Linked DNA regions of Homo sapiens: regions 1 and 2 are each linked to region 3. Evidence: chromatin contacts called from ENCODE Hi-C data. All regions are on one chromosome and are shown on one strand. The core of a region is the stretch at or near the end of the contact, and the rest is flanking DNA. Distances in the headings are between cores, read along the strand shown. Region 1 holds the start of ADD1 (adducin 1). Region 2 overlaps FAM193A (family with sequence similarity 193 member A). Region 3 holds the start of ZFYVE28 (zinc finger FYVE-type containing 28).

Region 1 (3,593 bases), core at 1,090-3,589, 430 kb before region 3:
TGGATCGATTGAAATTGTTAAGAAAAAAAATGAGAATTCTGACAATTTTAACACTGGCTGGATATTTGAAAGTATTAAGGAATTATTCATTTTCTGTGATAGTGGTACTCATGTTTACCTTTTGTTTAAGTCTTTAAGATATACATATTGAACTATTTAACGGTTAAAGGATATCTAGGACTGCGGGGATATGATGAAGCAAGATTGACTGTTGAAACTGGTTGAGAAAAGGGGTTTATACTATTCTCTCTACATATGTGTATATGTTAAGAGGTAAACATGGAAGGAAAGAAAGGAAGGGCAGTCAATCTAACTCTAAGTTTCAAGCAATAAGTAAATATTTTGTTATCTTTCAAAGCATTTCAGTATTTACTTTTCTTATTCAATTCAAAGACTATAAGAACTAAAAACTAAAAATCATGTAAATAAACAGTTTTTATGGCAAAATCAGTAACACAAAACTGAACACCAAACAAAACCTTCTCAGTATATCAGATAACATCAAAAGAATTAAGGGGAAAAATGACCAGCTTGTACGAAGTATATTTTAGAAGGAAAACTATCTCACAATTCGGGGACTGGCTAGAGTTTAGACTCACATCACTCAGCGACTCTCCGAAACTTTAAAACCTAAAGACACCACAAGTAGAAAACTAACAAATCATACCAGCTGTCCATACCATTGTAAACCACATCGAAACTCTGAAAAGCAGTTTTGACTGCCCAAATCATCCACTTCCTGAAAAGACAACTTTACTATTCTAGTTTTCTCCACTGTCAAAATCAAAGGAGTATATTAAAATTTTAACGTAGGCCAGGCGCGGTGGCTCACGCCTGTAATCCCAGCACTTTTGGAGGCCTAGGCGGACGGATCACGAGGTCAAGAGACTGAGACCATCCTGGCCAACATGGTGAAACCCCGTCTCTACTAAAAATACAAAAATTAGCTGGGCGTGGTGGCGCGCGCCTGTAGTCCCAGCTACTCGGGAGGCTGAGGTAGGAGAATTGCTTGAACCTGGGAGGCGGAGATTGCAGTGACTGGAGATCGCGCCACTGTACTCCAGCCTGGCGACAGAGCGAGACTCCGTCTCAAAAAAAAAAGGTATCATCGCGGGCCTTTGTCCATTCAAGGCTCCAAAGTTTACAAACTCACTTTCATACAATTCACACCCTCTGCCTGAAATGCCCTCCTCTCTCTGGTGCCTGTTGAACTCCTACTCATCCACTCCAAGCTTGTTTTCACTAGGCGCCTCTACTCATAGACACAGTCGACCTATCAGCATTCTATTTCCTATCCCCATTAAGATCTCAGTCAATTTTTCACACAAAAAATCTTTCTTTAACTTACCAGTAATGCATACAGCTATCAGCTATGTCTTTGGTCTTTGGAGATATGACAATTGCTTTTTGTCTTTCTAAACATAAATTATGCTCAAACCAACAACAGTTTCAGGCGAACCAAAATACGTTTTTCAAGGTGGGTATGCATAAAGTGAATGCAAATTACCTCCCAACTATCTTGAGCCATTACAAGAGCAAAGATAAAAGTCATCCTAACAGGGAAAGGCCCTCTGACATCTCCCAAAAAACGAAAATAAAAGATTAAGAAAAAAGAAAAGAGAGGGAGGGCAAAGGTGACCAACAGCCCCATCGCTGATAAAGTTCCACGATTATCTCTCGAGCGTCCGTCGGCAGATATGGCTTTTCTCTTTTGGCAGAAGCCGTCGTTTTTAAATACGAGAGCCGACAGATGCGTCCGTACACAAACCTTGCAGCCACCAGCGCTGCGGACCGCGGAACCGGTCTCACAAGCAGGATGCTGACCAGCGTCCAGCCAGGGTCGTCCTCCTCCGCCCCCACCCCTGCAGCCCACAAGCCGGCCAGGAACGAGCGGCCCGGGAAAAGCCTAGTCCCCGGGGTCCTATCCCGATGAAAGATCTGCGGCGCCCTCGCTCCCCGGCTCGGCCCAGGCCGAAGGCCCCGCGGGGACCCCTCCAAGACGCCCTCGGCGCCGCAGCGGCCTCCCCGCCCCCGAGGCTGCCCGGGCCGCCGCAGGCCCCGCGGCCCCCGCCCGCCGCAACCGCGGCCCAGTTCCCCGCGCCCCCGCCGCCGCCTCAGCCCGAACCGGGCCCCCGCCGCCCCCGCTAGCTAGCCTCACCTCAGAAGCGAATCGTGGGCAGCGCGCGGGATTCCGGGGTCCCAGTGCGGCCACCGCCCGTCGGCTCCGGCTCCGGCTCCGCCCCCGTCCCCTGGCCCGCAGCAGCGGCCCGCCAGGCCTCTCCGCCCCTCAGCCCCTCCGCTCGCCCCCACCGCCCGACCTGGGTGCGGCCTGCGGCGCTGCAGCCCAACAACGCGCCGTCCCATAGGCCAAGCCGCGCAGCACTGCCGAGCAACGTACCCTGCGATTGGCGGGACCCATGAGGGGCGGGTCCCCTGCGGGCAGGGCGATTGGACTCGCCAGGCCCGCCTCGGGGCGACCCCGCCGGGGCCTGCGGAGGCCCAGGGTCCCGCGCGGAGTACACCCCGGCCGGCAGCTTCGGGCGCCAGGTCATGGCTTCACGGTGGCCAGGTAGACTGCGGCGAGCCCCTGCCGGGTCCGCTGGACACGGTTTCATTGTGATTGACCTCCGCCGGAGGGGCTGTCGGAGCCCAGGGACCCTGCCCTCCCGCCGCCGCCCAGCGCACTCCCCCAGCAGACGGGCCCTGCCCCGCGTAGCCCCGCCTTGTGCAGTCCCCAGGCCGAGTTTTGGGGCCCGGGTGGGGTCAAGGCAGCAGGGCCTGTGGGCCCCGATAAGGCTCCACAGAGGACAACTGCCTGGCCCCCGGGCCCGGCCTGCGGGTGCTGAGGAGACCAGCGAGCACCAGCCACCTCCGCACGACCAGGGAGTGAGCCTGCGGGGCTTTGGCAGGACCAGCCTCAGACCAGCACCTTCCCGCACACTGTCCCTCCTGCTGGCGCATCTGACACCCAAAAAAACAAGCAGCGAGACAAATGGGCACGGCTGCTTGTCCTCTTGACACCCATAGAAAGCTTAGGTCCAGAGCTGGGCAGTGGCAGAAGAGTGTGGAATCCAGACCTCCCTGCTCAGCAGGAGCCTCTGTGACATTGCCCCAACAAGGGTCAGGGATACTGTCTGGATGGAAGCCAGCGACCCCTGTTCTAACCATTTCTGTTGGACGTTGGCTTTTCCAAGACGATTTTTCTGACAAGATCACAATTCTGTCTCATTCACTTCTGCTTCCCATAGTTAATCACTAGGGAAACGCAAATCAAAACCACTGTGGGATACCACTTAACATTCATTAGGATGGCAGTTGAAGAAGCAGGGAGTTGGGCGCAGTGGCTTCAGCCTAAAATCCCAGCACTTAGGGAGGCAGAAACAGGAGGATAGCCTGAGCCCAGGAGTTGGCAGACTTGACTGGACAACATAAGGAGACCCTGTTCTCTACAAAAACGAGAAGAAAACAAAAAGTTTCAAGGGGGGAGAAGGAGGAAGAAGAGGAAAAAAAGAAAATAAGTGTTGGCAAAGATGCGGAGAAATTGGAACCCTTTGTGCATCGCTGACGGGAATGTAAAATGGTGTGGCTGCTGT
Region 2 (3,309 bases), core at 604-3,103, 280 kb before region 3:
GGAGCAGCACCCAGCAGCCACCTCGTGGATGGGTCCTGCAGTCCAGTGTCTAGAGTGAGCTGTGGGCCTGCACGGGAGCAGAGGAGAGACCAACTCCATCAGGACACTCGCTGGCACACACTGGCCAGTTGGCATCCTCTCAGAGCTGATCTAAATCCAGCACACGTGCCTTGTCAATATATGGACAAATAACAAGCATGTAAAGGCAGGTGCCCTGGTCTCCAGCAGAACGGCTGCCCCAGCACAGGCCCCCGGTTTGGACCTGCTACGGGACAGAGTCCATAGGTCAACTATTGCTGTCCCTTCAACAACCAGCCAGCCAGTGAGCCTCAACACACATCTGTGAGCTGCTCTGTAAAATGGGTGCAGCGTAGAAAGCACCAGGAGGTGGTCCCTCGAGGTGGGACTGGGTGCTGGGCAGGGCCTATGACATCAGCCTCTAAGGTTCAGCTGGGCCTCAAGTCTGGATTCAGACCACCTGCAAGGTCAGAGGGCAAGAGCCTGGGGTGGAGAGTACCCTGAAAACTCAGGAAGGCGTCCCAGAGGCCTCCAGTGAATCCCAATGGGACGTCTCAGGGCCTTGGACCATCGTGGGTACCCCGATGCTGGACGCTCCTGAATGGAGGACACACTGTGTTCTCTGCACTCCAGCAGTCTCTAGTCTTCTGGGGCACGGGACAAGGCTTCTCCCCCAAAGCCTCCCAATCAGGCCCAATAGTCAGTCTAAATCTACTGTAGGACTGCGAGGTATGAGCAGAGCTCTTGAGGGTAGAACAATCACAACAGCTAAGATACAAGTAACAACACAGGACATCGGGCCCACCCTCTGGTCCACTGTGGGATCGTCCTCTTCCTCACCTTTTTGCCTGACCATGCTGCAGACAGAAACCTGGCCTCTTCCCAAGACCACTGTCCTACTGTCAGAACCCCAGGAACCTACAAGTTCCCTCTGCATGCAGCCCACATCTGCTCACTGAGGTCTGGTTCTTGGAGCCTGACACTTTTAGGGAGCTGAAACCAGAAGGCTCTTTGGAACTGCTCCAGCATAGGGGCATTTAGACAATCCTCCAAGAGAAAAAAGTTGTCTTTTTTTTTGAGACAGTCTCACTCTGTCACCCAGGCTGGAGGGCAGTGGCATAATCTCGGCTCACTGCAACCTCCACCTCTGAGGTTCAAGTGATCCTCCCACCTGAGCCTCCTGAGTAGCTGGGACTACAGGCGTACACCACCATGACTGGCTAACGTTTTTTGTATTTGACATTTGCTTTTTGTGACACACCATGCCCTCTGGTAAGGAGGGAACTGCTCATGTCTTCCCATGAAGACTTATTTTCCTCCCCTCTAATCAATGCCATGTGCTGGTCTTCATCTGGAACAGCAGTGGGACAAGAGCAGCATGGGGGACATGCTCAGACCTGAGTCCAGAAGACTTCCCTGTGCCAAGTGCCCCGCCCCAGTCTCATATCAAAGACACTTCTGAACCCACAGGCCCCAAAAGCCCACCTGGGCCTTTCTTCTATCATCTCTACAGTTGACGGCTCCTTTCTTCGAAAAGAAGGTTCTCCAGCAGATAAAGCTGGAGTGTCTGCTGCTGCCCTCATGATGGCCAGCACAAGAACAAACCCATTCTACAAAAGGGGAAGTAATTTCCCGAAAACACAAAGTTAAGTTTTTTACCAGTCTCCAGTTCAGGCCACCAGAGACAGGCTGGCTCTCAGAACAAAGTTGTGGGCAAGTGAACACACGTCAGAGCCCCGACCTCCTGTGGCTCAGCCCTGCCTAGAGACTGGCGTGGCACGGCACCTTCAAATGCCCTCAGACCTGGCGCCTCCAGGTGCTGAGAACTGTCACTTGCCTTCCTTTGCTTATGCCTTGCTCGCTTCGCTGCACGCGTGCTGCTCACTGGTTTGGTTTCGGAGCTATTTATAAACTGCAACAAATCCTCCACCCTCCGATGGTCAACGACGCTTTCCCTTTCTGAGATCTGGTCCATTTTTTTAGGTTGCTCCTCTTTCCTCTTGGTCAGCCGTAAGCGAAGCTTTTCCCTCATTTCTGCATAATTTCTACTTGTTGGTGCAGCTGGAGGCTGAGAAAAACAACAAAGTTATGCTTAAGTTTTAAAAATTTTGAATATAATAAATTTCAGACCACACCTCCAAAAATAAACTGTTTTATTACTCAAGTAGTATATATTTGTTGTGAAAAATAAGGAAATACAACAACCAGCAGAAAAAGAGAAAAACCTATCAGCAAGTCACCCAAAAGTGGCATTTTGATACCTACTCTCAAATTTTACATATTCATGAAAAACCTGATAAAGCATGTATAGCTATGCACATAAGTGGATTTTTTAAACTGAAAAGGAAACAATTACAAATCCTGATTAATGTATTTTATTTATTTATTTATTTATTTATTTTTGAGACAAGGTCTTGCTCTGTCACCCAGGTTGGAGTGCAGTGGTGCGATCATAGCTCACTGCAGCCTTGACCTCCTGAGCTCAAGCAGGGGTGTGCTGTCACACTCAGCTAATTTTCTTTATCTTTTGTAGAGACAGGGTCTCCTGTGTCGCCCAAGCTGGTCTTCAATTCCTGGGCTCAAGAGATCCTCCCTTAGCCTCCCAAAGTGCTGCTATTACAGGCATAAGCCACTATGCTTGGCCTCTACCTGTTATTTAACATGGTGTGAATATCTTTTCATGTCAATAAATGTGTCTGTAGTATCTTTCCATCCATTTGTGGGTTTCCTTTTTGGTGCCAAAAAAAGCCCTGAATCCTACTGCCAAATTTCTTGCTATAAAAACATGTGAACATTTTAGGAAATGCAAACAGAGCTAAAGCAGAAAAAGAACAACTATAAGCCCCTGCTATTCCTGTCACCCATCCCTCTTAAACAGTGGGTGATAATTGGTTGTATAAATTAAATCACAGCTCTGGAAAGATGGACAAGTATGTGTGTGTACCAACGCCCTCTGTATTCAAACAAGAGAAACCCAACTGCACACACACAACGCTGCTGTCGCTGGCTACAATGTTCCACCATATGGATACACCATGGTTAACAACCTCCTACCAATGGGTATTCAGTAGGAATACCTCACTGCTGATTTACCAGTTACCTTAAAAACCACAAAGTAAAAAATGAAGAAAAAAAATCATTATGGCTAAATCTTTGGGCATATATTTTTCTTTGTTTCTTTACAATGGATATACCCTAGAAGTGGAATATACCCCGAATTCAACCTAGTACAGAATTTCTGCAAAGGAGCCCGTGTGTTGCACACTTCCCACATCATGATGCGCTGACCTC
Region 3 (3,153 bases), core at 230-2,729:
AGGAGCGAGGAGGAGAAGTGGACAGTGGGATCTGTTTCAGCCAAGTGAGGATGCTGTGTCACGGAGAGGGCACAGTCGGCTGGGTCACGTGGTAGTGACAGTTCAAGGAAGAGATGAGCGCTGACCCCGATCATCGGATTTTGCAACATCAAGGTCAAGGATGACTTTGATAAAGAGCTTCAGAGGAGTGGTTGGGTGAAAATCTGATGGGAGTAGTTTCCAGAAAGAACAAGTGGGAAGGAATTGGAGATAAGGGGAAACTCCAGAGGGGTTTTGCCCTTCAGAGGGTCGACTGGGTGGTAGGAAGAGGAGAGTAGGGAAAATCAATCAGTTACTCAAAAATAAACATGGACCCTACCCCCAACTAAGAGAAATCTTAGATGCCAGCGCGCCTAGGCTCACATCGCGTCTGTTGGAATAAAGTGGTCATGGAGCCCACGGACCTTTCTGAGCACCTGGCACTGGCCAGTGAGGACAAGCAGGAACAGGTCAGACTTCTCAATTCTGAACCGAGGGGGGCATGACTTCCATCTCCTGTGTCTTACATCTGCACGTTTCACAACAAGCCAGAGACGTGGTGGTGGTGCGGCAGGGAAAAGTGCAGCGCTGTGGGGTCAGGCCGACCCAGATCCGCCGTGATCTGGATGCAACCCCCACAGCCAGGGCACGCCGGCCTCGTTGTGCCTGCTTCTCTGGCTGTCAATGGGAAGTTTAAGTGAGGCCACGTGTGGGTTTTTAGCTCTCTGCTTGACACATAGCAGGTACTCAGATTGAGGTGAGCGTTTTAAGGTACAAATTAGGGCACCACTGGGGGGAGTAGCGAGGGCGGAAGAGTATCTTTTTAGAACGCACCGCTGATAGTGGTGATTTAAAAAAAAAAAAAGAGGCACCGTTCACTTTCATCGGGGAGCTGGGAAGAAGACAGAAGAGGTGTTTGGGAGAAGCAAGATGAGCAGCGAGCGAGAGGGAACCGGCCGGCAGGTCATGAAAATCGGCGGCGCGTCGCCCCGCACCTGTCCCGCCCCCGTACCTGGCGGGCGCTCGGGGCAGCCGAGCCCTCCTGCCGCCGCCACCTGCCACCGCAGCAGTTTCCTGGGCCAGCTGGGGCTAAGGTGTTGGCAGTCGTCGTCCGTCAGCTCCCGGTAGGCAGGACGCCGCGGCTGTTTGGCGTCGTCACCTAGCAACCGGCGGCACGCTCCGCCGCCATCGGGTGGACTACAACTCCCACAATACACAGCGCCGCGGCGCGGCCCGGGACGCCAAGCCCTGGGCGCCACCTCCCCGCCATGCCTTTCGGGACTTGTAGTTTCTTGGATACCCGGGCGCGGCGGGTCGCCCCGCCGGCAGGGAGCGCGCCTCGGGCGGGGTGCGGCGCCCGCGCAGGGATTGGGCCGCCTCCGCCCCGCCCGCCCCGCCCGCAGCGCGCGGTGGGCCCGGGGCTCGCGGCGCCCTAGGCGCATGTGCGGCGCGGGGCGGCCGTGACCAGCGGAGCGCTGGGTGTCAGTGAGCAGCGAGGAGCCGCGCGCCCCCGTGCCCGCGTCTGTCCGTGCGCCCGAGCGCCCACTCCCGGGTCTGAGGTCTGCCCGGCGCGCCGCTTGCAGAGCATACTCAGGGCCGCGCACCTGCCCCGCGCACCTGCCCGCCGCCCGCTCGGCGCTCCGGGCTTCGCTAGCCAGCCTCCCTGCGACAGCGCGGGGGCTCCGGCCGTGCCTCCGCGTCCGCCCCGCGCCTCAGCCGGGCCCGGGCGCAGCGCTGCGGAGGGCGAGGGCCGCCCGGAGTCCGGCCAGGGCCGGCGCGGCGATGATGAACAGGTTCCGAAAGTGGCTCTACAAACCCAAGGTGAGCGGCCCCGCTCGGGCCGGACGCCCCCCGCGTCGCGGCCTCTCCCTTCCCCAGGACCGCCCGTCCGCCCTACAAGACGGACTCCCTTTCCCTGTCCGTGGCCGGCCTCTTCCCCCACCGCCGACATCCTTCCCTCCACTCCAAGACTTGGACAGATCTTCATCGCCCTGTCTCTGAGGCGGATCCGAACCTCCCTCCCGGCTTCCTAAGCCCGGGTCCAGGACTGACCCTCCTGCTCCTCCTCTCGGGCCGGGGCGCACTTTCCCTCCCCCTCTATCCAGGGCCACAACGGGCCCCTCTCCCTCCTCATCCCGGTCCTGGACGGTGCCCTCCTACACTTCGTGGTCCCCAGCCCGCGGGCCCGGAGCAGACCCCCTACTACTTCTCCGTCTCCCCTCCCTGCACCAGGAATGCCCCCTCATTCCCGTCCTGCCCCCACCCCCATTGTCCTGGGCCCGGAATAGATCTCCCTCCGCACTCCAGAACAGACCCTCTCCCCACTTCCCCAGGTTCTGAGAGAACCCACATTTCCCAATCCCTGGGTCCAGGGCAGACCCGTCCTTCCATGTCCAGAGAGGATCCTGATGGCCCTGCCAACGGCCTCCCTTCCCGAACCAGGACTGACCCACACCTCGGCCCAGTTCGCGTCCCCTCCCTTGTCCCTATCCTTGTCCCTTCCCCACCCACGTCCTCTGGAATCCGGGACAGGTCCTCCGCCCGGCCCTTGGGGCGAGCGCGCCCGTGGCCAGCAGCCTCGGCGGGGCGGGAGGTGCGGCTCTCCAGCCGGCGCCCGCGCCTCTCCTAGCGCCGCGGGGTCGGGGTCCGGGCGGCGCGCCCCGTGCCTCAGCGGCTGCGCCAGTCGCACTGCGGGCGCTGCGTCCCCGCCGCCCGCCTGGGGCTCGTGCCCGCTGCAGCCGGAGCAGGGCCGGGCGCGCTCGGCGCGGGATGAAGGCGCGGCGGTGTTCAGGATCCCGGCGCAGGGTCCAGGGCGCATCTGGGCGTCCGAGGGTGGCACCCTGGGGCCGGCGCAGCGGGGAGGCCCGGGCCCTGAGATCTTGGGGGAGGTCACGGCTCGGGTGGGGTCACCGCGGCGACCAAGGGCGGGAGTGGGGCCAGCGCTTCGTCCGGGCAGCTCGGACGTCCGAGGCCACCGCGTTGCCGACCTACCCCTCCTCCCTCCACTGGCCGCCTTTCTCCGTCCAGCGTCCCAGGCCTCCGCCTCCACCGTGGGTGAGCTGTCACGGCAGAGGTTTCCTGAAATCCGTGCCTCGCGTGCGCCCATTCCAGGAAGGCGGGAGGTGGGTTTGGAAG

What was found. Hi-C counts contacts between places; a loop is a spot of excess contacts on that map. Pooled maps may share reads with other maps.
Region 1: a map of CD4-positive, alpha-beta T cell shows a loop between it and region 3 (17-fold over the local background). The contact joins the promoter of ADD1 here to the promoter of ZFYVE28 in region 3. A Hi-C loop is called at or near these places in 1 of 168 maps with a recorded cell type or tissue (CD4-positive, alpha-beta T cell), 1 of 37 single-sample maps with no recorded cell type and 7 of 50 pooled maps.
Region 2: a map with no recorded cell type shows a loop between it and region 3 (15-fold over the local background). The contact joins the enhancer-like site here to the promoter of ZFYVE28 in region 3. A Hi-C loop is called at or near these places in 4 of 37 single-sample maps with no recorded cell type and 6 of 50 pooled maps.

Annotation. Positions count from the first base shown.
Region 1 is chr4:2,842,590-2,846,182 of GRCh38, reverse strand. ADD1 (adducin 1) reads right to left here and starts at 2,339. Exons shown (of 16, transcript NM_001354761.2): 1 at 2,159-2,339. RefSeq lists silencers at 1,878-2,027, 2,148-2,337, 2,398-2,777, 2,878-2,927 and an enhancer at 3,056-3,567.
Region 2 is chr4:2,695,140-2,698,448 of GRCh38, reverse strand. FAM193A (family with sequence similarity 193 member A) reads right to left here. Exons shown (of 21, transcript NM_001366318.2): 18 at 1,856-2,086. Among named protein-coding and RNA genes, the nearest start is that of TNIP2, 60 kb to the left of the region's middle. RefSeq lists enhancers at 1,345-1,694, 2,394-2,453. Within about 2 kb of position 1,853, at least 4 of the 41 ENCODE cell types and tissues checked have a DNase peak (open chromatin) inside an H3K27ac peak, as active enhancers do.
Region 3 is chr4:2,416,971-2,420,123 of GRCh38, reverse strand. ZFYVE28 (zinc finger FYVE-type containing 28) reads left to right here and starts at 1,479. Exons shown (of 13, transcript NM_020972.3): 1 at 1,479-1,839. The coding sequence starts at 1,801. It overlaps CFAP99 (cilia and flagella associated protein 99), which reads right to left and starts at 1,169. Exons shown (of 16, transcript NM_001193282.4): 1 at 1,031-1,169. RefSeq lists silencers at 955-1,004, 1,245-1,474, 1,595-1,754 and an enhancer at 2,760-3,153.